Regions from separate parts of the Homo sapiens genome. Here region 2 is linked to region 1. Evidence: read pairs that join two places in POLR2A ChIA-PET (ENCODE). Cell type or tissue: GM12878. All regions are shown on one strand. Links, peaks and the distances in the headings refer to the core of each region. The heading gives the core; the rest is flanking DNA. Region 1 overlaps PRKCE (protein kinase C epsilon). Region 2 overlaps PRKCE (protein kinase C epsilon).

Region 1 (12,511 bases), core at 7,778-10,277:
TTTGGGGGTTACTTCATAGATGTCTCTCTTTGCCATCAGACTTCGAGTGCTGCAAAGAAAAAAGACCTCTCTATATTGCTCCCAGGTGTGTTCTCACCTCTCCACCGAGACCCTGGCTCCCGGCAGGGCCTCAGATGTTAGCCCTCTGCTACTTAAAAGGAAAACTCAGGTACCCATTTCATCCTCAACCCCAGGCGGCCTGGTTAGTTAACTGCCCCCGTTCATCTTGTGGCTCGTGCCTTCTGCCTTCCACTGGTGGGCTGGGCCTGGCCACTGCCTCCCCTCAACAGCCCAATTTACACCTAGAAATCACAGGAAAACCAGAGAGCTATCACCCCACCTGCTACCCCCTGCACCCCTCAGCTCCCCACACTTCCTTGATCTCATCAGTGTGCAAAACGAGCACCCATTTCTCCACTCATCAGACACAAGCGGCGGCATCCACACTGGTGCCTTCCGGGATTCCAAGAGAATCACACCTCCCGCATCAGCCCACAGCAACAGCACAGTCTCCTCTAAGCCACTGCTCTCTAAGGACCCAACTGTATACCTTTACCACCTTACCCTGTGCACACACATCTCCAGATCTGCTTCTGAAATCCTCCAGGACCATAAAAAAACAAGACTGGTTTCCTTGGGAGTCAGCTTTAAACAGTTATTAAGGCTAAAACAAGTTTGGCCTCTGTACAGATGACAGCAGAGCCATGTCTACAGTGACCCACACAGCATGGGGGCTGGTGCCCCTCATCCTTCACCAGCGGCCCCTCAACCACACAGACGGGCTCTGTGTGGTGTCACAGAGGAAGCAATCTGGCTATTCCTTCACTTTGTAACTCATGGTTAACTCATTCACTCTGACTCAGCCAACCTTTACTGAGCTCTGATCAAGTCAGCGAAACAATTTGAGTCACTTGAGAGACAGAGAAAGAAAAAGGCCTACTTCACTGCAATATTTCAGCATCTTAACTCTGAGAAGCTACAGACAAAGACACACATAACAAGAAGGCAGTGGGGTCAGTGTCCCAGCAGAGGTCCGTGCAAAAGGCTGCTGGGCCCTGCAGGGAGTGACACCTCTGGGGATTAGGGGGAGCCCCTCCTTTGCCTGCTAAGGACGAACAGCAGACAGGGAGGAGGACAGGAGGGAGTTGGGGGCACAAGGCAGAGCTTCCAAGCAGAAGGAAAAAAATATATTATGGGAACAGCAAACCACCCCACCTGCCTGAGGTATAAGGCGTCTATTAAAAATAGAAATAGACGAAGCTAGAAAAAATAAAAACTAGGGGCTAGTTTATAAAGAGTCTTAAAACAAGATGACAAGATGTAATCTCTTACCACTCCTTGGCAATACATAAATTTTAACCTACTACTGATGGTGAATTTCTAAGTCCATGGATGTTAATTCTCCCAAAAGGGAGGGTAACCACATGTACTTTCTATATCAAAAGTCTGTTCTACTCCCCTCTAAAGGCACACCAAGCCCTAGGAAATCCAGACAACTCCCTCCACAAGTCTGTCCTTGGCCACCCTCAGGGCATTCTCAGATTGGCTGTTTTTCCAGATGGCTTCCTAGGATACATGGCATTTGCAATCAGGCCCAGATACAAGAATCTGGATTTTAAAAACTGGACCTCATCCTTGTTGTTTCCTACTTCCATTGCTGACACCCCTCCCCCTCTCTTCCTCTCTTTCCTCTTCCTTTCTCTCTTCCTTCATATATTTTTTTTTCTGTGCTCACTGTTGTTTGCAACAGCTGTTGAAATTCACATATCTGGGAAGTCCATTAACTTGCTGTTTACTGGAGCTCCACATCATTAGCAGAGATGGGCAAAATCGAGCCTCTTATACCCCCATCCACAACCCCCAGGGAGCCAGGTCCCCACCGGCTGGGGACACTCCCTCTAAATAGCCCTTCCCTTCACTTTCACCCCCAACTGGAAATTTTTGTTTTATATCCAGCCAGACTACATTCATTTTGCTAAAATACAATTCTAAATATGATTTTAGGATGCTGGTAGAAAATGATTCCACCAAATTCACCTACCACCAATCTGGGTACTTACATATAAATCTATAAAGTAGATCACTACGTTGCAAAACCCTATGCTAACCACTTTTCCAGAACTTGCCCACAAAATGAGCGTGTGCCACCTAACCTGCGGCCAACAGCCACATTCGCATGTGGCACCCAATGGAGCATTTGTGAAAATAAAGCCAGCACAAACTGACGTCCACTAGAATCTTAGCTGCTTGGAAATTGAAAATAAATCTACATGGAGTTGACATACCCTCAGGAGCTCACTGGAAACTGGTCTCTGTCTTTCTTCTGTCAAAGGGCTGCTTTCCATTCACCCTGTCTAGGAAGATGTGTGCAAGAGTGTTAATATTCTCAATTTCTTCCAATGTAAAAAAAAACTACATCCAATTAAAGAATCTGGGGATAAATTCCACCTGCCTGCAAGAATCCCTAGGTGCTAATCCATTTTAAAAAGCTTGCTGGAAATTGGGGTGGTCAGCAGAGGTAGTCTGTCCTTTCAGTCTGGAAATGGGAACCTCAAAGTAAGAGAGGGGCTGTGAAACAGGAAGTAACTTCCAGAAAGCTCCTGGGAACAGAGGCAGGTTGGAGCCAAGGGCCTTCAGGTGAAGATGGCACCTGCAGGGATGTCACCTAGGGAGGGAGGTAATCAGAGCCGGAACAAAAGAAAGAGCTAGAGATGCCACCCACATAGAGATGCCAACCAGTCCACCCTGAGTGAAGAGCAGAGCCTGTTCTCTGTCCCTCCAATTCTTTGCTTTTGCTGGGGAGCCTCGGGTTGCCATTTCCACTCTGGTTTGGTTTTGTTTGTTAGTCCTTATCTGTCCTGGCTAAATAAATAAAATGGATTTTCACTCATATTTTGGCCAAAAACAATAGAAGGTCAGAGCGCCATTAAGAGGCAGAGAGGGCAACAGCGTCAGCCAGACCAGAGCTCTCCAGATCCCCCATAAAACCTCCGGACCAGAGCCAAGCAGAATGTGGGCAGCCAGGAGGGCCAGGCCAGCCAGTGGGGTGCGCCCCCTCTTCACCTACACAGGCCCTCCCAGGTAGAGCATGGACTCTTTGAAAGGACGATGCAGTCACTGTCAGCTACACTAGAGCATTTCATCTTATTTGGAGGCATGTTCCTAAGTATTAGAACAACATCCACCTTTTCCAATCAGGGGATAATCTTTAATATTACCATGGACATTAATGTAGTCACAAAAAGGTTTGCTTTCAGCTCTGCACCAAACATGGGCCTTGGTGGCAAGTACAAAAGCCAAGGGGGAAAGAAGACCTGGAATAAAAAGGAAGTGGGGTGTGGGGCCCTGGGAGGAAAGCAGGTCTGTGACTGGGGGCTCTGGTCATGAGACCAGTCACATGATCAACACAGTCCCCAGCAGTCACTTCTAGGTCCTCACCAGGGCTTCAAAGCCTCTGAGCTCTGCAGTGAGTCTAAAAGTCTAATGAAAAGCTTGTTATCAGGATGAGAGGCCGCATGGTGGCCAGATTTCACTCTGTGGAACAATGTGACAATCAGCATTCTCAACTTCCCATGAGAAGATTCTAGCTGGGTAGGAAAACTGAGAATCAGGTTTCTGGGCCTCCGCTTACCGCCACAGACTCCAAAGCTACTCGTCATGCATTTTGCTTATTCAGAAAAGCCTGTTTCGAACCCAGTGAAAAGATGAAGCTGAGTAGCAGCTTCACCCACCACACAGCCCTGTGGGGAGGCCAACACCAAACCCAAAATGTAAAATGGAGAGATCAGGGCAAAGACACACAAAACTCCTCAAGGGAAACTCGAAGTGAGCAGGCCAGGAGATGGGTGCACTTCCACTGCCTCCTGCCAAATGCCCCAGGGACCTGTAAAACAAGGTGGCTCTTTTGGGGCCCTGGCAATATAATTTATTTAATTATAAAAAAAGGCTTTATTCCTGTTAAATATGTAAATATGTAAAGACTGTAAATATGTATTCAATAGAAATAAAGCCTTTTTTTATAATTTAAAAAAGTTATTTCGGCCAGGTGTGGTGGCTCACACCTATAGGCCCATTGCTTTGGGAGGCTTAGGTGAAAGGATCACTTGAGGCCAGGAGTTCAAGACCAGCCTGTGCAACACAGAGAGACCCCTGTTCTACAAAAAAAAAAATTTCTCACACTCTGGGGACTGTTGTGGGGTGGGGGGAGGGGAGGGATAGCATTAGGAGATATACCTAATGCTAAATGACGAGTTAATGGGTGCAGTACACCAGCATGGCACATGTATACATATGTAACTAACCTGCACATTGTGCACATGTACCCTAAAACTTAAAGTATAATAATAATAAAATAAAAAAAGAAAAATTTTAAGTAATTATTCTAACCACTGATGTGTACAATAAACTCTTGTCAGCCTGACGTTAAAATCTGTTTCTTTTTTCTGCTCTCCACCCTCTTCCCCATGAGACCTTGCATCCTACAAGCATGGTACATATTCTACTAGTGGTTTCTGTTTTGTTTTTGAGACGGAGTCTCACTCCATTGCCCAGGCTGGAGTTCAGTGGCGTGATCTCAGCTCACTGCAACCTCCGCCTCCGGGTTCAAGAATTCTCCTGCCTCAGCCTCCTGATTAGCTGGGATTACAAGCACATACCATCACACCCGGCTAATTTTTGTATTTTTAGCTGCAATAAGGTTTCACCATGTTGGCCAGGCTGGTTTTGAACTCCTGACCTCAAATGATCCACCCACCTCAGCCTCCCAAAGTGTTGGGATTATAGGCATGAGCGACCATGCCCAGCCTATTATACATATTCTATTATTGTTATTTTAGGATTTCTTCAAGGATTTCTGTGATGGGTAGTTATTTGGTGAAGTGGTGGTACATTTATCTAACACATACACCATCTCCCTGCAGAAAAGGAAAGAAAGACTGTAATGAAGTTGACCTCTCTACCTCCAGCCTGACTCTGGGTTCTTTTCTGTGGGTGGTGATGGTTTCATTAAAATCATCGCGGGAACAGAGAAAATCCAAAAAGGAATGTCACCAAGATCCTTAGAGGCTAAGGGGAAGAGACCAAAGTCAAGAAGAAGAGAAAAAAGGAGAAACACTGAATAACAGATTTTCCTCCTCAAACTTTACAATAACCTTCCTTCTGTACAGTTTGAAGGAATACATCCAAGCTGCTGGGAGAAAGTTTCCTGACTCAGGAAAAACAGGGAGAAGGAACTGCCACCTTGTATGTGTCTCACAGGGGCAGAGGGCAGGACCAATGCATCTTACATGAGGCAGTTGGCTCTTTATAGCCAAACTGAAGGAGAAGGGAGAGGCAGGTCTCTTTCCAAAACACCGATCTCCTCATGTGATCCCTTCTCTTTAACTTCTAGTAGCTCTCAGCCACTCTCAGGAAAAAGCCCACACTACTCAGCCTGATATTTAAAACCCTCCACATTTCAGGTTTGTCCTACCTGATTACCATCCACCCCCAGATACACTCTCCTGTAGTCTGCCAGTCTTACTGTCTCATGGACACACCACATTGCTTCCAGCATATTGGCCATCCACCCAAGATGCTATTCCATGTCTTACCCATCTATCCAATCCACCCACCATTCGAAGTCTCACTCATGTCCTCCCTGAACCTTTCTCAGCCACTCTAACCAACATTGACTTTGCCTCTCCTTCCTCAACCACACAACTCATTCATATGCATTTCCCAGGGAATTCTTGTCTTGCCCACTAGCATAGGACAGGCTGTTAGTCCCACATAAGTTCCATGAAGACAGGAAACCTGTTCCTCTTGTGTCTGTTAGCACTTAGATGGGGAAGGCCTGGAGTGAAACCTTTGGCACCCAATAAACGTGGCATGGGGTTGAAGTCATATACTCCATGTTCCCTGAACCCATCCTCACTTTTCTGCCCATCATCCATATCCAGATCCAAAAATTCAGATCTAGAGAGAGGCAGGGGCGAGGGCAAAGCATAGTTCTTCCCCTGGATGGTGATGAAGGGAAAATAATTGCTATTTCCAGCTCAGGCTCCTACTGTCGTTTCCTAGATGAGACATTTTACCTGGCTTTAATACTTGACGCTAGAGAAAGCCTATCTAGAATGCCAGAGCTCCCCTTAGTTCTGGAAATGGCCACAAGAAGCTATGGGAAGCTCTTGGAGCTGAGGTGTAAGCCTCTCATCCTCATATCGTTAGGATACAGCAGAAATAAATAACCACAAAATCTGTGTCCACGGGTCAAAAATTCCATCCCCCAGGATTAAGGTGGCTGGAAGAGTGACCCTCACGGATTAAACATTTCCACACGAGTCGGACTTCTTTCACACCACGACTCCCTATCTGTTCCCTAACTTCCCTTAAGTCTCAGTCAAACTTCTCTCCCTGCTATGGATCCTAGGACCTGCCATCTTTTCCAGAATTCGCCTTATCAATGTACTGTCCTCTCTATCTTCCTCCCTAACTAAAAATTCCTTCTCTTTAACCTGCTTCTTCAGATGTCCATGCCTTCTCACTTCTCCTTGCCAAACCTCTCAGGGGTGACGGTCCACCCCGACTGCCTTATTCTACCTCTCCTTAACCTCTTGCAATTTGGATTCTGCCCCAGTCACTTTGTGGAGAGTTTTCTTGAGACCAGCCTCTCAGAGAGAACATCAGCTGTCAGATCCGACAGCCTCCTCATTTTCCATTATTTTCAGCTAGCTCAAGACAGGACCCAGCCCTGCTGGGTGACCATCTCCTCTCGACCTTCCTCCCTGCCCTTCCGGCCTGCACCATCTCCTACCCATGCCTCGGGGCATTCCCTAAACCTGGGCCTTGCCCTGCTTCTCTTCTGTCCACTTTCTCTCCAGGTCACCTCAGCCACCCCCATGGTTCCAACCATCACACTGCCATTCTCACCTCCAGCCCTGGCCTCTCTTCCAGAATGCTAATCTCGAGTTTCTCACTTGGTGCTGGGCATCTACACTGGAGCTTTAATGATCTCAGATTCAACATCTTTACAAGCAAACTTATCTTCCTTTCAAGTTTACTCTCTGCCTGAACCCCCTATCTTGCCTAAATAAAGTCTTCACCTTTCTCCCAATCGGCCCTTTCAGGAAGTCTGAGGGTCGCCTCTGACCTTCTCCCACCCACCCATCCATTGCCACCTCCCACCTACTTCACTCCCCTACCCCGCACTCCTCAGGATCTGTTCCTGACTTCTCATCCCACCACCACTTCCAAGTTCAGGCCTCCTGAGCCACCTTGGCCCCCTGCAGAATCTCTCAGTCAGCCTCAAGTCTCCAGCGTCCAATCCTTCCCTTACACATTGTTACCAGAAGCATCTTCCTTCCCAGGCCAGACCAAAAGTGCATCCATGACATTGCTCAGGTTCAGCTTGAAACACCCTGCACGGCTCACTTCTCTACAACTAAAATTCCACTCATCCCTCGAGCCCACATGCCAGGGCAAACTCACCCACAGAGCATTTAGAATGGACCGATTCTACATCATGTGATAGATGTGTGTTTAGTGTGGGGTGGAGTGGGGTGTGTGTGGGGGTGTGTGTGCATGGGTGTGTGTGTGTGTGTGTGTGTCCTCCCTTGGACTCTTCAGCACAGTGCTCCGGCCCCTTGTAGCACTGATTCCATCATCTTTTCCATCAGTCTCCCTCACTGAATTGGAAGCATCTTGAGGACAAATGGTTTTATGGGTTGAATTGTGTCCCCTAAAAATGTATGTAGAAGTCCTAGCCCTCGGTACTGATGAATGTGACCTGATTTGGAAATATGGCCTTTGCAGAGTAATCAAGTTCAGATGAGGTCATTAGGGTGGGCCCTAATTCAATGACTGTCCTTATAAGAAGAGGAGAAGACAGGGAGAGGAAAAGGGCCCTGTAAAGGCAGAGCAGGGAGCAGAGCGGTGCTAACACAAGCCCAGGAGTACCTGGGGCTACCAGAAGGTGGAAATGACAAGAAAAAACTCCCCGACATGTTTCAGAGGGAACATGGCCCTGCCAACACCTTGATTTAGGACTTCTAGTTTCCAGAAGTAAGAGTCATAAATTTCTGTGCTTGTAATCCACCCAGTTTGTGGTGCTTTGTTATGGCAGTCCTGGGAAACTAAGACAGGTGGGAGCTGCATCTTATTTACCTTTGTAGACTCCTCACTGTCCATAGAGCCCTTAAAACTCATTAACTTCTTGGTGAATTCATGAACAAAAATGAACCATCCACACCAAGAAACTTTTTCCATGAGTGAAGGTTTTTTAAAAAAATAACCTCTGAAGCTTGACTGTTATTATTAACACTGAAACTATCATTTTCCTAAGATAGAACAACGGACACATAGTCAGTAGAACCTCAGAGCGGTGTGTTGTGTCCAGAGAAGGACAAAGATGGGCTGAGTTCTAAGCCACCTGTACCCTCTTCACCTGGCTTCCCATGCCTCATGGAAATGCTGGCAAAGCAGTTGGCTGGGCCTGCAGGTGTCCGCTACAGGAAAGAGTGCCGCCTCCATGCAAAGCTGTGACCTTGTACTCATTAGCACAGGGCTCTGTTCCACTGAGCTAATGACCTCAAATACCAAATACCAGCAGCAGAAATTAGATTCATTAAAGGGGGCGTGGGGAGGGAAGGCTGATAAAAACTGTCTCTCTTCACACACGAAGTGGAGTATAATGATAAGATGCCAATATTGATACTGATGCACTTTCAAGTCAACGAAGCGGATGCCTGAACTGAAAGCCTTTTAGGAATGAATGGACTGGGAAGAACACTACTGAATGTGCCAGACAGTTAGTTATTCTCTTTTCTCTTTCTTGCACAAATGCTAAAAACCAATATATTGAAGGCATTCCAGAAAAACCTTTGATGGACAGAGGGGAAACACTCCCTGAGCCTGCGTCACTCAGTCTGCTGGTGTCCACCAGCTTGGTGGCCATAAATAATTCTCATGAGTCACAGTGAAAATCCACAGTCTCTCTGGAGACACTGCAGACCAGCAACAGGTGCACCCAGCCTGTTCCTCTGAGGAAATCAAATCTGAGGGTGGCAAAATGACTATTCCTGCCACGGAAATGCAAACGGCTCATTCTTCCTTGCACAGATTGTAATGGAGAACCGCCCAGCCCACTGACGGACACAGCTCGCTGGTTTCCAAAGGCCCCATTCTGGCCTGGTTACAGCTTTTAGAACCTTAGTCCTGAAACTTAATGCTCCCCATGTATGTAATTTTAAATAAATCTAATCCTAAGCCATAAGAGAAAGAAATCCAGCGAAGTTCAGGCTTTTCCCATGATGGCTATTTTGAAGCTTTTTGGTAAATATTAAACATAAAACTATTTCCAAAATAAATTTGCAGTGCCCTGACTTTGCTGGCACCCTAAGGTATGTGCTGTATCTGCTTCAGAGTAAGCCAGCATGGCCCATGCCAAGTTGTCCCTAAACTCTGGGAACTCTGGGAGCACCTGGATGGTCTATGATTGCCTTTCCACTGGTGCCCCAGTCCAGCCCTAAAAAAGTACATTGGTCTCTTCACTTCAGATCATTATACAGAGAGGGAAAATCACTCAAACCTTCTACCTCTCAAATTCTACAACTCCCTTTCTTCCAGCTCCCACACGATATACACAGCCTTCTCTTTAAGAGGTTCATCTGTAACCCCAAATGACTTTTTAACATTTAAACATGAAAAACCTCTTACATGTATATATTGCTTTAAAAGGCAGTGCAGTTTTTGTCTCCAATCTGATTTAATCTTTTATCAGTGACCCAGTCACCAACAGGAACAACAATTCTCACACGGGTAAAATTGACAATGCAAGAGGCCTGTCTCCACTGTGAATAAATGTGCTTCCTTCGCCCCCTGCCTCTGCTGACATATGGACCAGTGTTTTCAGCCCCTGCTTTGCACCATACATGTCAGTGGTCAGGGACCAAGAACAAATGGGCCTTTATCCCCCAAGAGAAGCAGCACATGTGATTTGCAACAACTATTTTTTTTCTTACTCAGACATCTCAGACATCTTTTTAACTTAGATGTTACAGTCATAGAAATTTAGAGCTGCAGGGAACTGAAGAGAAGATTTATGAAATAAATGAAGTATTTACCAAGATTCTAGTTCAACTAAGTATTGAACTATGGATTACTACACTGAAGAGTCTTTCAGAAGAAGAAAGCAGATCAATATGAGACTATCATAACAATTTCCAAAATTGGTAAGTAACAAAAGCAAGAAGCAGGATAGTGTGCATGATTTTCCTGTTTGTTTCCAAAAGACATATGCATAAGTTTATAGAATGCACAGAGTATTTCTGGAAGGATATCCAAGGAACTAGTCTCTAGAGAGGGAAGTGGGAGTCTGTGATAAGGGGAAGACAAGCATTTTTTTTTTTTTTTTTTTGAGATGGAGTCTTGCTCTGTCACCCAGCCTGTCACACCAGTGCAGTGGTGTGACTTCTGCTCACTGCAACCTCTGCCTCCCAGGTTCAAGTGATTCTCCTGCCTCCACCTCCCAAGTAGCTGGGACTACAGTCACACACCACCATGCCTGGCTAATCTTTGTATTTTAAGTAGAGACAGGGTTTTACCATGTTGCCCAGGCTGGTCTCAAATGCCTGACCTCCCTCGGCCTCCCAAAGCATTGGAATTACAGAAGTGAGCCACCACACCTGGCTGGAAAACAAACTTTTAAGCATTTACTTTTTCACTGTTTGAATGCTTTGCTATGTATATTTATTAAATTAAATCTTTTCTTAAATATTACAAATATATAAATATATAAAATATATAAAAACAAATAAAGGATAGATTACATTATCAATTTTTAACAAGGGGAGAGACTTTGAAACTGTCTAATACCTTCTTTTCGCCAATAGGAAACAAGGTATAGAGAATGGGATTGGGGGTCGTGGGAGGCCGGACCCCTGGCCATTCAGTTCAGTTCAGTTCTTTCTATTCTTCCACAGCACTTTCTGATTCATGATCACGTTCTGGTTACCCAAGGTTACCTGAAATCTGTTCCCCAGTTAAATAAGGCATCACTGTTCTTTATCTCACTTATATGACATGCTTTCAACTCGGAATCTGTGATCTAGACTTTTTTGTAAGTCAAATTCTATTCCGAATGTGCCACAAGAGCTGTGCTTAAGTCCCTCCCTTCTTGTAAAGCAAATAAGTGATCCCTAACTTAATAGGCTTCTTTAACCCTGCTCTTCTTTTATGAGGTTTGCTTTAAACAAAGCACGCCCCACAGCACATTCATACCTACAACATTTTGTTCATTTTTCCTTGTGTTCTTATGTTCTGGCCACATTAGCTCTAATCTGATTTGAAACATGAGCTCCCAAAAGGCCAACATCAAGTCTCTTATGTTGTGGATGAGCAACCAACGATTTGTGCCTCATACAGGCAATTCAGAAGCTTACTGATAAGAGAGTCTCTGGCTAATGCACATTGATCCAAGGACAAGGAGCACTTGCAGTAGGTGCAATTGATAAAATTATCATAACAAATAATTAGAAAGTGTATCCTTGCAACCCAGATAGGAAGCTTTATTTCAAACCTGTTCTCTGTTCCTTATTTTTCTTGACTTACCAATGCAATAGCTGAAGTGTTACATAAGTCAGGGAGAGTCTAAATACTTGGTCTCTTTCAAGAAACCCACAAAAACAACAGAATCATTTGGTGGTTTAGGCATTCACCATTAACAAAGCCCAGACTGATGCTCAATTCCTTAGGCATAATATATTCATCCAAGTTAAATTCTTTTCATTTTGCTAAATTCTAGCCAGTGCAACTTATAAACTCACAGAATGGTTATTTTATTAGAGTTTGTTTTGGGGTTAAGGGGGAAAAAAAGAAGAAAAACCTAACACAGTATCTTTAAAATAATATTTTAAAGAAGAAAAGTGCTTACAACCAAAGTTTGAACATCCATGAATCTCAGCTTACCCTCTTCTGATATGTACCCCTTTCTAGACAGTTAGCAGCCATGACATCTTACACTAGGGAATTCTTAATTTTTTTAATACTAAAAAAATTTACCTGCCCAGCCATTAATTAATTGAAAATATTTCCTTCTGGCCTCCAACTGCTCAGGGACCTCTCTTAGCAATTTCCTCACCTATAATTATGCTGATGGACTGTGTAACAGGTGGCATCATTATCTGAGTCAAATTAATGTTGGTGTGAACATAATGTTGTCAAATATAAGGGATTCTTATTTGCTGGGTGTCAAGAAAATGGCCCTAGAGAAACTTCTCCCTTGAGACACTGCCAGAGGGCCAGAGCTAGATTCCTAGTGGGGAGGAGCACATCTTCTGGGTGCTAACGCTCCAACTCTGAGGACCCCATACAATAAAGGCCACCAGCCACTCCCATCACACTGGTCTCCAACGTGCTTCCAAACAGAGCACAAAAGCAAGCGAGAACCTAATACCTGGGCTGTCTCTGCCCTGGCATTACAAAGCACAGCGCAACTACCTTATAATTAGGACTCTCCCTTTTTCTGAAATATTGG
Region 2 (16,096 bases), core at 7,319-9,818, 150 kb before region 1:
TTCCTGGAGTTACTGCTCTGAGGGGGTCTTGCCTCACCCATTTTGCGGGAGCCCAGGCCACCTGGCCCACCTGCCTCTCCATGGCAGGAGCACTCAGTCCTCGGTGACAGGCATAGCCCGAGGGAATCCTAAATTTCAACATAGCCCTTTATACATTAGAGGTGTCTATCAAGCAATAAATGAACGGAGAGCATTCTTTGTGGAGTTCCCTGCCATTAGACGTGGTCTGTGGATTCAGTGAGTCACTCCTCTCTGGCAGGGTTTGCTGGAGCCTCTTGTAGCCTCTGGCCATGGGCAAGTCACTCTGTGAATGGGAATGGTCACATTTCTATATAATTCAATTTTTTTTCACAATTTCTAAGTAATAAAAAAATTAATAGCTCATGCACATACATGGGAAAGAAAAACAAAATAATAAGCTTGACAAGAAATGTCTCATCCTTTCCAAATTTTCCCTTTCCTTTCCCCAGAGACAGCCACTGTTCTCAATCTGCTGTGTATCCTTGCATAGACAACCTGCAAACACACACACATACCCCTCCCAAACACACACAAGCATATCCACTTGAATGTAAGCCCCATGAGGGCAGGAATTTCTGTTTCTATTATTCACTTCTGTGCCCCCAGTTCTGAGAAGAGTAACTAGCATACAGAAAGTGCCTAACAGCCATAGGTTGAATGAGTCAATGTATACATCACATGTCTTCCTGAAAAGTTCAAATTGTGGTCAATCAAATACTAGTCCCTCTTTATTTTATCTCCTGTTCAAATGAATCTTCAGTGGGCCGTGGCACTATTTCCTCAACCAAGGAAAGAGGATAACTGTTGGTACCTGCATTTCAGGGTTGCCATGTGGATCAGTGATCACGTGGAAGTGTTTGTGGCTGTCATTTACTGACTGCCTACTCACAGCAGAGCCTGCAAACAGAAGGGAGGCTCCTTGGTGGTCCCACAGCACCCTGCCCTACCAGTAGCTACCCAACAGCTAAAGCACACGATGATGCTTACTGGTCTATTGCTTGCCTCCTTCTAGCAGAGCATGAGCTTCCTGACAGCAGGCACTGTGTTCATTAGCTCTACATCCCCAGGGCCTCGTATATATTAGATAAGCAAATAAATGATGCTTCCAACTGAAGAAATGGAGGATGAGGGGGAGACAGAATAGGTGATTCAGAGACACTCATTCTCACCTGTGTGCACTTGGGCACATGTACACCCCTACACTGGCCCCTATGAGCTCACACCAAAGGTTTAAATAAAGGAGGAAGATAAAAGCCCCAGTGTCAACAGCTCGATTAAAAATGGTGAATGCACTTGCTTGTGAAAACATGCATGTTTCAACAAAGCTAGGTAATAAGGAAAATCAATAAAACTGTTAGCACTGGCCATTTTCAACTGGATAAAAGAATAAAGTAATAGGTCCTGAAAGACAGACAACTCTAAATTAGGTTAAATGAATGGAAATACCCTTTCTTTTAAGCCAAATCATGAAGACATCAACAACAATAAATGATTAAATTAGAACCCATTTTGGGCCAGTATGATCTCAGCTGCAAACAGGAATTTCCAGAAACAATCTTCTTTATAGGACACAGAAATGATACACAGCAAGACAACGGAGATAGAACTAGAGGTCATGTGGGACCCACTTCTTGACCAAGGATCTATTAGAAATCCACCTTTCCAATAAGCTTATTTCTTCACTGTAACTATTCTTCCTTCAATTATTTTATTGGTAAGACAGGCACACCAGTCAAAAGGAAATATATATCTACGCTCCTGTAATGGCAGAGGGGAAGGAGGCTCTAGTTGTGATCAAAAGAGCTCTGCTCTCCAAACACTCAAGATTCAGTTCTGTTTCTCATCTGCTAATGGTTGGCATTTGGCGTTGTTAACCATGGGTGATTCATTTCAGAGGCACTGCTGTGCATCTAGAGGCTATTTGGAAGGAAATGAGGGTTTCTTGGCTTATGTCTCATCAAGCATCTTAGCGATGTCTCTTTGTGACATTATAAACTCCTTGATGGGGGCTTGGTGCTCACTGTTTTCCAGCTGATCCCCTTGGTCTCATCTGGTGCATATAGTCACTTCTGGGAACAAGAATTTATTCCATCAGGACCAAAAATAGAGCCAAAAATCCCAAGACACAGAGGCTTGCTCCCTGGGTCTGAGAATCAGCCACAGGAAGAAGTTATGCCGGGGTGGGGTGTGGTAACGTGGGGTGCATATTGTAAGATCAATGTTGTTGAACATCTGGATTTTGTTATTTTGTTGTTTTCTGGGCTCCGTGCACTGCCAGGGGATTTGACATGTCCATGCATGTCTAGGGAGTCTGTGTGGTGAACAGGATCAGGATCTTATTGCGTAAGGCACAACATGTGAGGGAGCCTGATCAGCACCTTGGAGCTGGTGTCTGGCTTTGAGGTCCCCTGTTTGGGAAGCTGGAGGCTCTCCTTAACCTCTCAAGTGACATTTCTTATTAAAGACTGAAGAGAATTTGAAAAGAGAAAGCGTGGGAGTATCTGGGCTTGATTTTGGGGCACTTTTGAAAGGATGGAGAGGAAGAGAATGCTGAGGATGGCAGAAGGATTGCTATGGGACTCTATGAGGTTGCTAAGCGAGAAAAGAGACCACAAAGACCACGATGGGATGCCTGTACCTGGGCTTGATCTTCTAAATGCCTCAGTGTCATAGTTGTAAAATGTGCTCTGCCCAGTGTCCCAGACTTGACCAAACTTGACCTAGAACACTCCTTCCCATTGTAGGTCATGGTGAGAGAAAGACTTGACCCAGAAGTCACACCCAGAAGGAACTGCCTTCAATCTTCAGACAGTTTAAACATTTAAGGCATTTCATTTTCTTGCTTGCATAGCATGAAAATTTCTGCCTGCAATACTGACGACTGCCTTTGTTTGGATGCTCCTAGAGAGCTCACACTGCATCTATTTAACTTATCCTGTCTATCCAGCCATCCCCGAAAATAAGAGCTTCAAAGCTGTCTTTGATAATGATGACATGATTCCCTCCACTCACAATGGTCTCTCCACTTCTTCCCTGCCAATCCAGCCTGCCTATCCTTTCCTTTCCAACCCAAGCCTTGCCTCTTTCTTGAAGTTTTCCTGGGTTATTCTGGTCCCGACTTATTCCTACTTGGAGAACTCTTGGTAACACCTAATCAAACACACAATGCTTTGCATTGTTCTCTAATGCTTTCATCCTGCAAGTCTAGGGTGCCTAATTGAATTGCAAGCTCCTTGAAGGCAAAGGGGTTTTACACTTCTTGTGAATGCCATCTCCCATTTTCTACTTCCTTCTCCACTCTCCATTCCCCAAACCCAGCACAGACACAAAGCTGGGCACATTTGTTGAAATGCACTGGTAGCCTGGATGCAGTGACTCACACCTGTAATCCCAGCACTTTGGGAGGCCGAGGTGGGTGGGTCACATGAAGTCAGGAGTTCGAGACCAGCCTGGCCAACATGGCAAAACCCTGTCTCTACTAAAAATACAAAAATTAACCAGGCATGGTGGTGCATGCCTGTAGTCCCAGCTACTCAGGAGGCTGAGGCAGGATAATCACTTGAACCCAGGAGGCAAAGGTTGCAGTAAGCCGAGATCCTGCTGCCACACTCCAGCCTGGGCGACAGAGCAAGACTCCGTCTCAAAAAAAGAAAAAAAAAATGAATTGCTAACTATTGGTCATTTGAATGAATGGTTCTTTTTAATTTTCTACTAACTAGAAGACATTGGATTATTAACGTAGAATTTAGAAGAAAAGAGGTAAAATTCTTATGAATTGAAGCTCCAGTGGGGCTTGAATCTGAGAGAACCCGTCGATATGTATCCTGCCCACTGGCTAAGACAGAGTTTCAAGAGAAAAACCCCTTTCACTTTGATTTCAGCCCTGGAGGTACTGCTCTAATGCCTGCTATGGACTCAGAGTCTTCACATACAAAACTAACATCTCTAGCAAGGAGGGCAGGTCAGTAGGAAGAATTATTAACCTGCTGGGATTTGAGTCAGGTCTAGTTTCAGACCAAGACTTAGCCATGGATCCACATTACAGACAACCTGAGAAGGATCCAACCTTGAGCTCGGACCAAAAGAGCTTTTATTTCTAACACAGTGGAAAAGGGATCTGCTTATTTATGAAGGAGACTCTGGTCACCTTTGGATTCAAAGCTAAGAACTTTGGCTTTATATTTCTATAAAAAGCTTTCTGAAGAAGAGAACTAAAATAAAAAGATCGAACCAGGGGTGGAGTGGGGAATCACTGCCATGTGGCAAACTCATTACTGGGGCCATGAATGGAAGCAGGACCTGGATTGTGGCCTGGGGTCTGGACCCAGCAGGGTCTCATAATCAACCTTTTGGCCTGGAGCACATCATCTGACCTCTCAATTTCACCATCTCCCACATGGAGGTAATACTGCTGGGCACTTGGTAAAGCTAAGAGCTCTACACACATGTTATTATTTCAGAACCAAGCGAAGCTGGTTTGATCACGTCTGCCTGTGCAACTTGAAAAAAGTCCAGAAGAGGTTGCAAAGTTGAGTTAAGATTTCTAAAATATCCCTTCTGAAAGGTTAAGGGATTTGATTGATTCAGCCTGAAAAAAGAGATATTGAAAAACTGTCTTCAAATATTTAAAGGCCTTTTACCCAAGGGCTGGTGAGAGGATGGGGACCACATGCTATGGTCCACACTAAGCAGGGATGGGACAAGCCCAGGCTCTGACAAGGAGAAGCCTCTAGCATTAAGGGCCACGGAATGCAAATGAGTGGCTCAGGGATGCTAGAGAATGTCCTTCCAGGAATTACTTTACTTGGGAGAGGATAAGGAATAAATGGAGTGACAATAGGCAAAACTGAGGCAAGGCCTGAACTGTGCAGAAAGCAATCGCACAGTCCCTGCCAGATAGATTACTCTGTTAAGTCGCCTCTTTGGTACCTGGCTCTGTTCTTGGCCCTTGTGAACATGTCCCACCCCAGCGTCAGAAACCTGTCCTTGAACAGTTTCCCTGAATAGCCTGCCAGATGCTTCTTCAAGGGCACTGGGTAGAGCTATGCCAACCTCTCTGCCCTCAGGTCTCCAAGGCTTCATGATATTTACTGATCATCTCTTACATGCGAGGGCACTGTACCAAAGCACTGTTCTTATGACAATCCTGGCCTAGCACCTACCATAGGAACCATTATCCCTGTGTTGTGGGTGAGAAATCTGAGGCTCTAAGCTACTAAACACTAGAGCCAGGATTTCAATCCAGGTCTGAAGGACTCCTAAGGCTGTGCTCTTTCTCCTCTATCTGTTGAGTCCCACAGAGAAGACTGACCCCTTTCAGCCTGTGGCTGCAGAAAGAAACAGGGTGCCTCCTGTTCCCTGCTCTTCTGCTTCCACAATATGCAATCCCTCCAGAACTTGACTTATCTGCATCATTTGTGAGGTACGTGTTGCAAAAATCATTCCTATTCCTTTGTATCCTCTGTATTTTGTTGGAGAAACAGTTTGGTGATCCAAACATACCAATGGGCCTACTTGTTATTGCTGTTGTTGGTTTAGATGCTGAAGAACTCTCCCAGGTGAGCATGACACCTAGGTGCAAGGCATGGGAAGAAGAACCTATCAGTCCCCAGGTCAGGCGCCGACCGTCTCTCATCGGTAAGCCTGTGAATCATGGGGCATTGCCACATTATTAGAAAGAATAAGAAATAATATGCAAATTACATCATATGAAGGGAAGAAATACTAACAAATGGGCACAGCAGGAAACCATCATTTGCACAGGTGAGAATTACATTGCTGTTTATGCCTCTGTTACCTGGGCTAATTGTGCTTTGATTTAAGCATCTGGAGAGCCTGGAGAGCCACCCTTACCAGAACCCCCTGTGATTATTACTTACGATGCAAGTAAAACATGGACTGAGACTGGAGCTTCCCATAAGAGCATTTTGAGCAGGTTTGCTACTTGGTATAATGTAGGTAAAGTGCCTAGCACCATACCTAGCACCAAACGAGTCCATTTCTTGCAACTCCTTTTTTCTGTACATATTAGCCAGCCCTCAGCCACGAGCTCTGACAGATGTCTATTCAAATTGTACCAAAGGATAAAATCACATGGCCGGAAATGACCTTAACTGTCATCTAGCCTGACCCCCTTACATCTGGGGTTAGGATGGCTGGTTTAGCCAAAACACACACTGGCCAGATTCCACTATAGTGAACTGCACAGGACATGCAAGCAGTGGAATTTTATTAGACAGTTAGAAATCACATTAGCTCCAGCTCCAGCAGACGTAAACGCCCAGGCTTTCTAACAGCATATGAGCAAGAAAAAGAATCCTTCGGCGCATCCTAGAAGAAGGGGGTGTAGTCACACCATCTCACCCCCACACCTCTCTCTGAGCTCCTTGGAATTTGCATGTGTTGTAAACTTTGTGCAATTCCCATGAATGTATTTTTTTCCATTGATGGGGCTGCAGCATTTGAGAGATGGGAGCTGAAGGGATGCTTGATGGCAGAATAATGGAGTGGTGAAACTTCAGCTGTGCCTCATTTCAACTCTCTCCCTTTCACAGAATGCAGAGTTAGGTATTTTCACTAAAAAAAAAAAAAAAAATACTTAGTCCACAGTCTGTAAATCCAGGAGGGTGGTTGTGACAACTTGCTTCACCCCAGACCCATCTCACGTGGTTTAGGTATGAAATGTTGTGGTTTCTCATTCTCTAGGGCCTCCCCTTGCCCTCTCAACTCTTCCAAAACCCCCTCCAGGCTAGGAACCCTCACAGTCCCAGCAACAGGACTGGGAGAACAGATGTGTATAACACAAACAACAAGAGCAGCTTCTCAGAACGGATTATTGAAAGTCCTACCCACCATCGAAAGAAAGGATCCCAAGTCCAAGAACAGCAATTTAAAAAAAAAAAAAAAAAAGTAGAAAAATGTCTTCTTTTCTTCAGAGCAACACATGCTAGCACTTTTCAGACTCTGGCATGTGTCAGCATTTCTAAAGTAAACTCTATTTTCTTTAGATGAAAGAGATTTAAAAAATAGACTCAGAATTTAGCCCAGTGAAAATTGCTTTGGCTATTCACATGCAATAAGCTGTAGAAGCAAGCAGAAAAAAATCAATTGCTTCTGATTTATTTATTCATTCATTTGTCCATCTCCTTTCCCTCTAATGTAAAAAAGGATGTCTTCTATAATTTTGCAAGTCATTTATCTTTTCAAAGAAAGAGAAAATAGTCCCAGCCTCCCATTGGTTGCTCAGCATCTTGGCACAGGAAATACATATTTAATTAATTATCATATTGCACACAGATTATGTAAGGAAAAAAGGGGATTGATTTTGCCCATCAAATGTTTCGCCAGTGTCTAGAATCAGGAGGCCACACTGCAAAACCTTAAGTCAAGTCTGGTGAATTTGGATCACTTTCTATGTTAAAAGCAAGGACAAGGCTTCACCTCACTGCTTGCTCTAATTCTTAATTGGGGCGGTGGGCACACTGGTGCTCATTTAATTTGTCTTTATGCCCTTTTGTAGGTCTTAAATATTTCATGTGAAATATTGTTAAATCCTCAAATCTTCTACAACAGGTTCTATTCTGGGCAGTTCAGAGCTGAGAGCAGAGAAGGGAAGTTGGAAATGCCAAAATGTAATTGCAATAAAGAGCAGGAAATGTAAGCAACCAATTTTGGAAGGCTGTTTAAAGTTTTAAACCTATGCCAAATAATTGGGATCTATTAAAAGAGGGCCTAATTCTATTATAATCCCCATATACACACAATTATTGAATTCTTCCGAATACCTGTTGAGATTGGGTGATAAATTAGCTGAATGGAAATCATCAGGCACCACTGTCAAGCACATCATTTGACTAACTGAATATGTAATCCTTCCTTCTATCACTGAGCCTTAAACTAGAGACTGTGTGTGGGATTGTGACTTTGAGCTTGTGATCCCCAGTATTCTGGGGAGATGTTGTGAAAGGCCCAAGTGTTCCAGGCAGGAGAGCTGAGAGAGCTGAGTGTCCATTTTTCCTTTTGGGACACAGTCCCCAAACACTGTTTGTTTCTCACTGCCAAGAGGAACTACACATGGTCTTCCAATATCCCTGCCATGGCATTAAAGCCAACTGTTCTGTCCCCCTGCCCACAGATGGAGGAGTAGGAGAGAAAAGAAGGCCACAATAACTACATTTCAGTCCGAATTCCAAATCTTTCTTAGAGCTTAAGTTGGTTGTTATCTCCTTGTTCCTGTTTGGATAAGGTTTTATTTTCTAGGCTTCCCTTCTTCCCTTGACTGCTCAGTCCTCAACACCCAGCAAACCCTTCAAAGGTCTTAAGTGTAGTTAAGTGAGCAAAGAAAGGATTGAAAGAAGAGGGTGTAAGAGGAAGAGGGTGTAATACGCCATCTAATCAGTCAGTGGGGAGCAGATGTTCCCTCACCCCATTATTTCTCTTTAAGAGCAGAGCTTTTGTCTGTGTAAAGAACTGGTAAAAGAAGTCCCACTTCTATCAAAGCTCTAAAGAAGATTCTGAAGTTTGTCACCTTATTCGTTTCATTTCTGGATGCCGTTAGACCAACTGGTTTTACTTCCTTCCCACCACACACACACAAACCCCACGCAAGCCTCCTGGGAGAGGCTGCCCTGCCACTGAAGCCTGCCTTGCACACAGCGTGCAAAAACGCCCGTTTTATTGGCCTCACTTGGTAAGTCCAAAATCTTCCCTCTGCTCCACCAAAGTTAACAGATGGCTGGTCCCTTTTGGTACACAGGCGTAAGCATCTTCAAAATAACCTTTTCCTTTAAAGGATGCCAATTAATTAAATGTCACTATAATGTGTTCCGGCCAAGGGGGGGAAAGAAGAGACCCAGAAGGCAAAGGGCCAATGGAAGAAAACAGGGATGAGAAGTCACGCTCTCCTACCTTCACCCGACGACCCTGAGAGATCGATGATCACATACACTCTTCCTTCTGGCTCCAGATCAATCTGCAATTAAGAAAATGACAGTGACTCTGTTAGTGCATTGTGTGGGCAACCTAAGAGTTCCACAACATTTCTACCCCAAACTGCTAAAACCTAGAGACACAGCTCCATGTAATTCACCAACCTACAATGTGTTGAGTGCTAGGTGAGATGCAGACCTGGGAGGACTGATGCATACCCCATAGGTAGCACCATCCCAGTGGTTCTCAACTGGGGGCAATTTTGCTACACAGGGGATGCTTGGCAAACATCTGGAGGCAGTTTTGCCATGATTGGAGAGAGAGAGAGTGCTGCTTCTGGCAGCTAGTGGGTGGAGGCCAGAGATACCATTAAACATTCTACAGTGCACAGGATGACCCCTCGCAACAAAGAATCATTCAGCCCCAAATGTCATCAATGATGTTGAGGTTGAGAAAGCCCTATGTTATCCCATTTTACAGATATGGAAATTGTGCCCAAATTCCAAGGTAAGTGGTAATGCTGAGATTCAATGCCAAGCCTGTCTTGAGAAACCCATGTTCTTTATACCACAGAAACTGCTCCCAGGGGAAATAAGAGAAGCAGGAAGACACTACTCCTGCTTTTATGGCGTTTATCATCTCATTGTGGAGTTAAAAAATGGGGAACAATGCTGAATCCAGCTTAATGATGAAGGACAGAGAAGAACTGATAAAGTATCTGACGAACCTGAAATCAGTGTAGAAGACGGAAGGGAAGAGGGAAGGGAAGGTATGCAAGGCGTAAGAAACAGCACAGGCACCCTCACTTCCTCCCTCCCCACCTCAAATCCAGCTAACTACTTATAATATACAGAGACAAGGTGGTGAAATAATTGGGTGAGACAAAAGCCAGAGGGCTGGGCCTCTTGTAGTTAAAGACATCTTTGCAAGGACTGAACTATCCTTACAGAAACTGTGTTCTCTCTATAAGAGAGTAGTAACTCTGGAAACCCTGGATCACCAAGTCCCCCTGCTAGCCTCTCCGCCTCCACAATCCCATCTGTCTACACAGAGCTTTCATTGGTTCATAGTGCCAGGCTCTCTCCCCAACAAGCTGTGAATATCTTGAGGGCAGGAACCACTATCCCCCTCCTTTTCCTTTTTCACTGTCCCCAGCAAAGAGCAGGCAAGCATTTAGCAAGAATTACTTCAGAACAGTCAGTCTAGTGGATATCTCCTCCTCCTTCAAAGTCAAGGTCAATTATCACCTCCTCTCTGAAATCTATCCAGATATGCCCAGTCAGAATTAATTAGCCCCTCATCTGTGTTCCCACAATACACCAGACACATCTTACTCATGGCTCCTGCGATGGTTAATATTGAGTGTCAACTTGATTGGACTGAAGGATGCAAAGCATTGTTACTGGGTGTGTCTGTGAGGGTGCTGCCAAAGGAGATTAATATTTGAGCCAGTGGACTGGGAGAGGCAGATCCATTCTCAATCTGGGTGGGCACCATCTAATCAGCTGCCAGCGTGGCTAGAATAAAGCAGGCAGAAGAAGTTTGAAAGACTAGGCTTGCTGAGTTTTCCAGCCTTCATCTTTCTCTTGTGCTGGATGCTTTTTGCCCTCAAACATCAGACCCCAAGTTTTTCAGCTTTTGGACTCTTGGACTTACACCAGTGGTTTGCCAGGGGCTCTTGGGCCTTCAGCCACATACTGAAGGCTGCCCTGTCGGCTTTCCTACTTTTCAGGTTTTCGGACACGGACTGGCTTCCTTGCTCCTCAGCGTGCAGACGGCCTATTGTGGGACTTCACCTTGTGATCGTGTGAGTCAATTCTCCTAATAAACTCCCCTTCATATATACATATATCCTATTGATTCTGTCCCTCTAGAGAACACTGACTAATACAGCTCCTATTAAGTTGTAATACATTGTCCATCTACCTCTCTGTCCTGATAGACAGAAAGTATGATAACCAGATTTGCATCCCTAGTTCGTAGCTCACTGTCTCTTAGGAAACACCCAGCACACACTCGTGGAGGTGGGAAAAGGCTCTGTGTTCAGAACTTCCAGAGTCTATTCTGGGAACATTCACCCTCCCAAGGCTCTGTCCCCAGGAAGGAAGGCAGGCATGTCATCTCTACTAAAATGACATTTGAAAAAGGGTAGAGGAAAGATGAGGCAGCTATACCATGAGCACCACATGTCCCCATGAGACAAAGCGACCAGCTGGAATGGTGTTCTCCAAACTCTCCCAACGTCTCACCCCACACACAATCCAGGAGGCTCCCAGAGTCACTCCTGACCCCATCTTGTTGCCTGACTCAGCCTCTAATGGTTGAGAGAGCTTAAGGTTTCCCTCAAAATTTCATTTTCACCCACAAGACTCTTCAGTGCCTCGTGGGAGAGGCCCCTGGTGATAGCTGAGGTGCTCCGTCGGCACAGGAGTGAGGGAGTGCCACGAGCAGGCCTGCATTGCCCCCTGGGCACCCCGGGGGAGCTGCTCACCTGAGTTTGGGATCTTCGGTTTTAAATCCAGATGGGAACCAAATAACAAACTGGTAATTCCGCATGCTGCCTTTTCTCATTCCTTTCTCCCCAAGAGTCCATGATTTTAAGTTTCTGGGTAAAGAAAATGTTCTCCAGAATTCTCACCACTAGTGCTGACCCTCACCAGCCCCTGCAGCGAATGACAAACAGGAAAACCAACAGTCGGCTCTGCTGAATAGAGCCAAACCAGAATCTTCTCCCTGACAAAAGTCAAAAATATCAGGGGCCCTCTTGCCTAAAAGCATGGAATTTAAATAATGTATGCCTTTTAGAGATTAGATCATCCCTATTAAACCCTGCCGGCAAAATGAAACTCTTTCTCATATCCTCCAACTCAAAGATTTCCCACGACTGTGGACTTTATTGGCAAAGTACAATGCTATCTGTGTAAAGCAGGGAGGGAGAGAGCAAAGGAATGAGATGGGCTTCGGGGCCTATCCAAAGGCAGGCACCATGCCCATCTTTGCAAAAGGGGAGTGAGAACTCGTGGCAGGGAGGACAGGTCATTTATGATAAAATGTATTCGGATATTAACATTCAAGATAGCAATCAGAAAGCATTTTAGCACCCACTGCAGCCTCCGTGCTGGTGAACTGCATTTCCAAACAGAAAAATAGAAATTAAGCTATTAAACATGCCAAAAGCAACAAAGAGCTTTGCAGCATGAGCAGATGGCCGCAGATCGCCAGCCAAGCCCCAGCTAGCCAAGCGAGGAAGCTCTGAGAATCCATCCAAGGTGGTGGGTCTTCAACGACTGGAGGGGTCACCAAGTATAAAAGATGGTGAAGAGTGTGGCACAACTTCACCGCTGAATTAGTTTAATCATAAATTCTGCTCACGATTACATGGTCCAGATAATGATGCAATGTAAGTGCCCAGCCCTGCACAACCCTGCAAGCTGTCAGTCTGCATTGGCACCAGGCAGCTGGCGTGACACAAAAGCAGACTCGCTACCTCCTCCCAGCCATTCCCAGGGTTAGTTCTGAGCCTCTTCTTTGCACCAGGCTCCTCCCAGTTCTCCCAGATGCAACCTAATTTATCAAACCTCCTTGGACCTCATATCCCAACTTAACACATCTTCCCAGCTACTATTTCTATTTTCTTTGACTATGATTCTCTTTCACACTACGGTGCCTTGGCTACCCCTCCAGCACGGGCCAGAAGCAAGGCAGTCAAACTGGGGGAGACAAACACAGACTTTGGTGTCAAATCAGGGCAGAATCCATTTTGTCCTTTATCAGCTGAGTGACCTCAGGCAATTATTTACTCTTCCTGAGCCTCTCAGCCTCTTCATCCGTGAAATGGGTTGTCATGAAAATTCCATGAAACATACATGCAAAGCACTTGGCACCTTACCTTAGTTAAAAAAAAAAATTTTTTTTTTAACTAAGCACCCAGGAGACACTCTGCACGTGGTGGGTAAGAGCAAACTTAGCGGCCTTGTGGCCTGAAGCAAGCAGCTACCCTCTGTATGCCTCAGCCTGCTTGTCAGTGAAATGGGGCTGCTGTGAGATTAAATGAGATAATCTATGCACAGTGCTTAGCAAAGGCACCGGCATAAAATAGTCATCATTGGTGCAGTTATCATGAAAAAGGCAAGTCTTCTGCTTCTTAGTCCAATGTTATTTCTACTATAACAAACTTTCCTCAACAAAGTTGGTATTGTTACATGTAATTCCAGGACATTTGATGACTTTACAGTGTTGTTGTGAATATCAAATAAAGAGCTAAAGGTCAGGTGTGGTGGCAGGCAGCTGTAGTCCCAGCTACTTGGGAGGCAGAGGCAGGAGGATTGCTTGAGCCCAGGAGATCCAGGCTGCAATGCGCCACTGCACTGCAGTCTGGGTGACAAGTGAGATCCTGTCTCTGAAAACATTTTTTTTTAACTAAGGTAAGAGTATTGTACTTTAAAATCCAAGGTAAGAGTATTGTATGCACCCTTTCTGGGGGAAACCCGGGGCAGGAAGGGCTATACCCAGGGTATTCGGGGGCATCGGGAGGACGTGTGGTACTCATGAAAGAAGGGCAATGACACCTACTGTGCCTCTGACGCCATGTTGGCACCTTACCTGCATTAGTTCATCTAATCTCCTGTGAGACAGCAATATTCTCTACTTTTCTGATGAAAAAACAGGCTTAGAGAGCTTTCAGCCAGAATTCTCACCCAGGTCAGCCTGGGGCACAGAGGAGAGGTCAACAGAGCTTGCAAGTCATGCTCACAACCCCAGCCCTGCCTGGCCAACTGAGCCTCCTCTGACAATCCAGTCCGAGGTGCAGTCTCCTTCCTTCAACCCTCCCGTCCCCAGAGTGGGCTCATTCCCCTTTTCAGGTGTCACTGGCTTCCCCAGGCAGACCTGGAAGGCACAGCAATACCTCAGACACCTTGACCACCCCATGGTGCTCTGAGGGGAGGTCTGGGCAGCAATGAGAGTGCCTCTCATGTGAATTAGGAACTTGGCAATGGGGAAGAGCCCAACCCACATCAAGCCCTAAAAAGGCAATCTTAGAAAAGCCAAAAGTTAGGGACTTTTTTGGGGTGGTGCTCAGCCGTTTACAAAGCCCCTCATACGCATTCATTTATTCATTTCTCACAATTAATCTGTAAGGTAGCGAGTTTTGTTATTTTCAAAAAAAATTTTTGAGACAGAGTCTCGCTCTGTGCCCCAGGCTGGAGTGAAGTGGTGCCGTCATGGCTGCAGCCTGAAACTCCTGGGCCCAAACCTTCCTCCCACCTCAGCCTCACAGAGTGCTGGGATTACAGGCGTGGTAACAGTATTATTAGTGCTGTTGAGAATCTGAGAAAGCTGGGGTTAAGGAAGATAGGTGGCCATTATATCATGCAGTGTGCTAGTGAGATCACACCAGCTGCACAACCCCAGGAGGTGCCATTCACACCTATGTCTGTGCATGAGACCCCTGGAGCCGGACTGGCAGAATCAGAACGTGCTCCCTAGACTGGGCGTGGTGGCTCATGCCTATAATCCCAGCACTTTAGTAGACTGAGGCAGGTGGACCACTTGAGGTGAGGAGTTTGACACCACCCTGGCCAGTATGGTGAAACTCCGTCTCTACTAAAAATATAAAAATTAGCTGGGTGTGGAGGCATGCACCTGTAGTCCCAGCTATTCTGGAGACTGAGGCAGGAGAATCGCTTGAACCTGGGAGGCGGAGGCTGCAGTGAGGCAAGATCGCACCACTGCACTCCAGCCTAGGCAACAGAGCAAGACTCCGTCTTAAAAAAATAAAAGAACTTGCTCCCTCAACTCCTGTTTCTCAGTCTCATGTTTCTTCCTCGACACCACACCTGCCCAGCAGGAGTTCTGACAACCACAACAGCAAAATCAAGAGGACTCCACCTATGCTGATCTCCAGGCTGCTGGCTGATGTGCTGCTGTCAGCCCCCCGTGATCCACAGGTTATCTGTACACCTACATGTTGGGGGTTATTGGCTTCAAGGGAAGGGAGGTCTAATATACAAAGTCAAGCTTCCTAACCATAGGTTCAACTTTTGCCTGAGATGTCTAAGCAAACCTTTCCTTGGGACAGCCCACAAAGGTCACACAGGCCCAATTCGAGTTTCACTTCCCTTCCCATCTGCTGTCAGGCACAAAGGCGTGGAGAGAGGCAAAAGGGCAACAGGGACAGGGTCTGAAAAAGATGAATCCAGAAAGGATGAGAAGGACAAGGGAAGGCTTGCACTGCCCTTGTTCCACCAGTAAGGTCCTAGATAATCTACTGCTGTGTCTTTTTCTTTTTTACTTGGAGGAGGGTGGAGAGTGAGAAAGGAGGAGGCAGACGGGGAACCATCAGGACAGAAGACTGGGGGACTGGTTCCCAAAGCAGGGGGCCCACTGCCCAAGTCCTGTACCCCTTCACTGATGCCCCCTCTCCCCTGGAGGCACCGCAGGCACACTACCATCCCCAGACCCACCTGGCATGGGAGAGGCCAGCTGGACAGAGCAGGGGACATTCAGGCAGCAGGTGTCCTCCCAGCTCTGCATTTGGAAAGCAGAAAGCATTGAGGCAATACAATGAGCAACTCAGCAGCAGCTGCGGGGTGCTGATTTTGAAGTTAGCAGCTAATTAAAGACTCTTCATTTGGGGTAAAATTTGCTACTTGCTCTATTGGTAGTGTGCAGTGACTGGTCAAAAAGCAGAGAGTACACATGTAATCAAATATGTTCAAGATTCTATTCTGTTAATGGGCTTATAATAGCACTTACTTTCATAAAATAAGGGGAGGGGCAGATCGTTTTTCTCAAACAGCTTCCACTGCAGTGCAAAGACATGCAGGCTTCAGTGTACATCCCTGCAAAGCAGGACCCTGTCTGTCCCGCACATGGGAGGGATTCAATACAGATTTCTACATGTTGGCTTATTGAATGCATGGCCTTAGCTTATACTACTTCAATATATTAAAAAACTGGATCTGTACGCTGAGTTGTGGAGATGATTTACTGGGGAAGCCATCTACTATACAGAAATGTTCACAGCAGCTTCATTCCTAACAGCCCAAAACTGGAAATGTCCCAAATGTCCAACAACAGGTAAATGAATAAGCAAACCATGCTACATCCATGTAATGGAATGTTACTTAGCAATAAAAAAGAATGA

Evidence for each region. ChIA-PET counts read pairs that join two places held together with the same protein. Peaks named below come from ENCODE experiments on the same cell type or tissue, not always from the same donor. Only the 100,000 strongest peaks of a DNase experiment are listed, where the experiment ranks them.
Region 2: POLR2A ChIA-PET joins it to region 1 with 5 read pairs; 5 of 35 experiments call an interaction of 5 or more read pairs at or near these places.

The regions. Positions count from the first base shown.
Region 1 is chr2:45,687,784-45,700,294 of GRCh38, reverse strand. The region is part of intron 1 of PRKCE (protein kinase C epsilon); the gene reads right to left. Among named protein-coding and RNA genes, the nearest start is that of PRKCE-AS1, 19 kb to the right of the region's middle. RefSeq lists an enhancer at 4,414-4,493. In GM12878, for the core only: no CTCF peak of the experiment used is centred there; a DNase peak (open chromatin) is centred at 8,984; H3K4me3 peaks cover 1,216 bases; H3K27ac peaks cover 1,928 bases.
Region 2 is chr2:45,835,896-45,851,991 of GRCh38, reverse strand. It overlaps PRKCE (protein kinase C epsilon), which reads right to left. Exons shown (of 15, transcript NM_005400.3): 2 at 8,929-8,992. Among named protein-coding and RNA genes, the nearest start is that of PRKCE-AS1, 170 kb to the right of the region's middle. RefSeq lists a silencer at 11,101-11,220 and enhancers at 14,786-14,855, 15,397-15,922. In GM12878, for the core only: no CTCF peak of the experiment used is centred there; a DNase peak (open chromatin) is centred at 8,587; H3K4me3 peaks cover 838 bases; H3K27ac peaks cover 2,363 bases.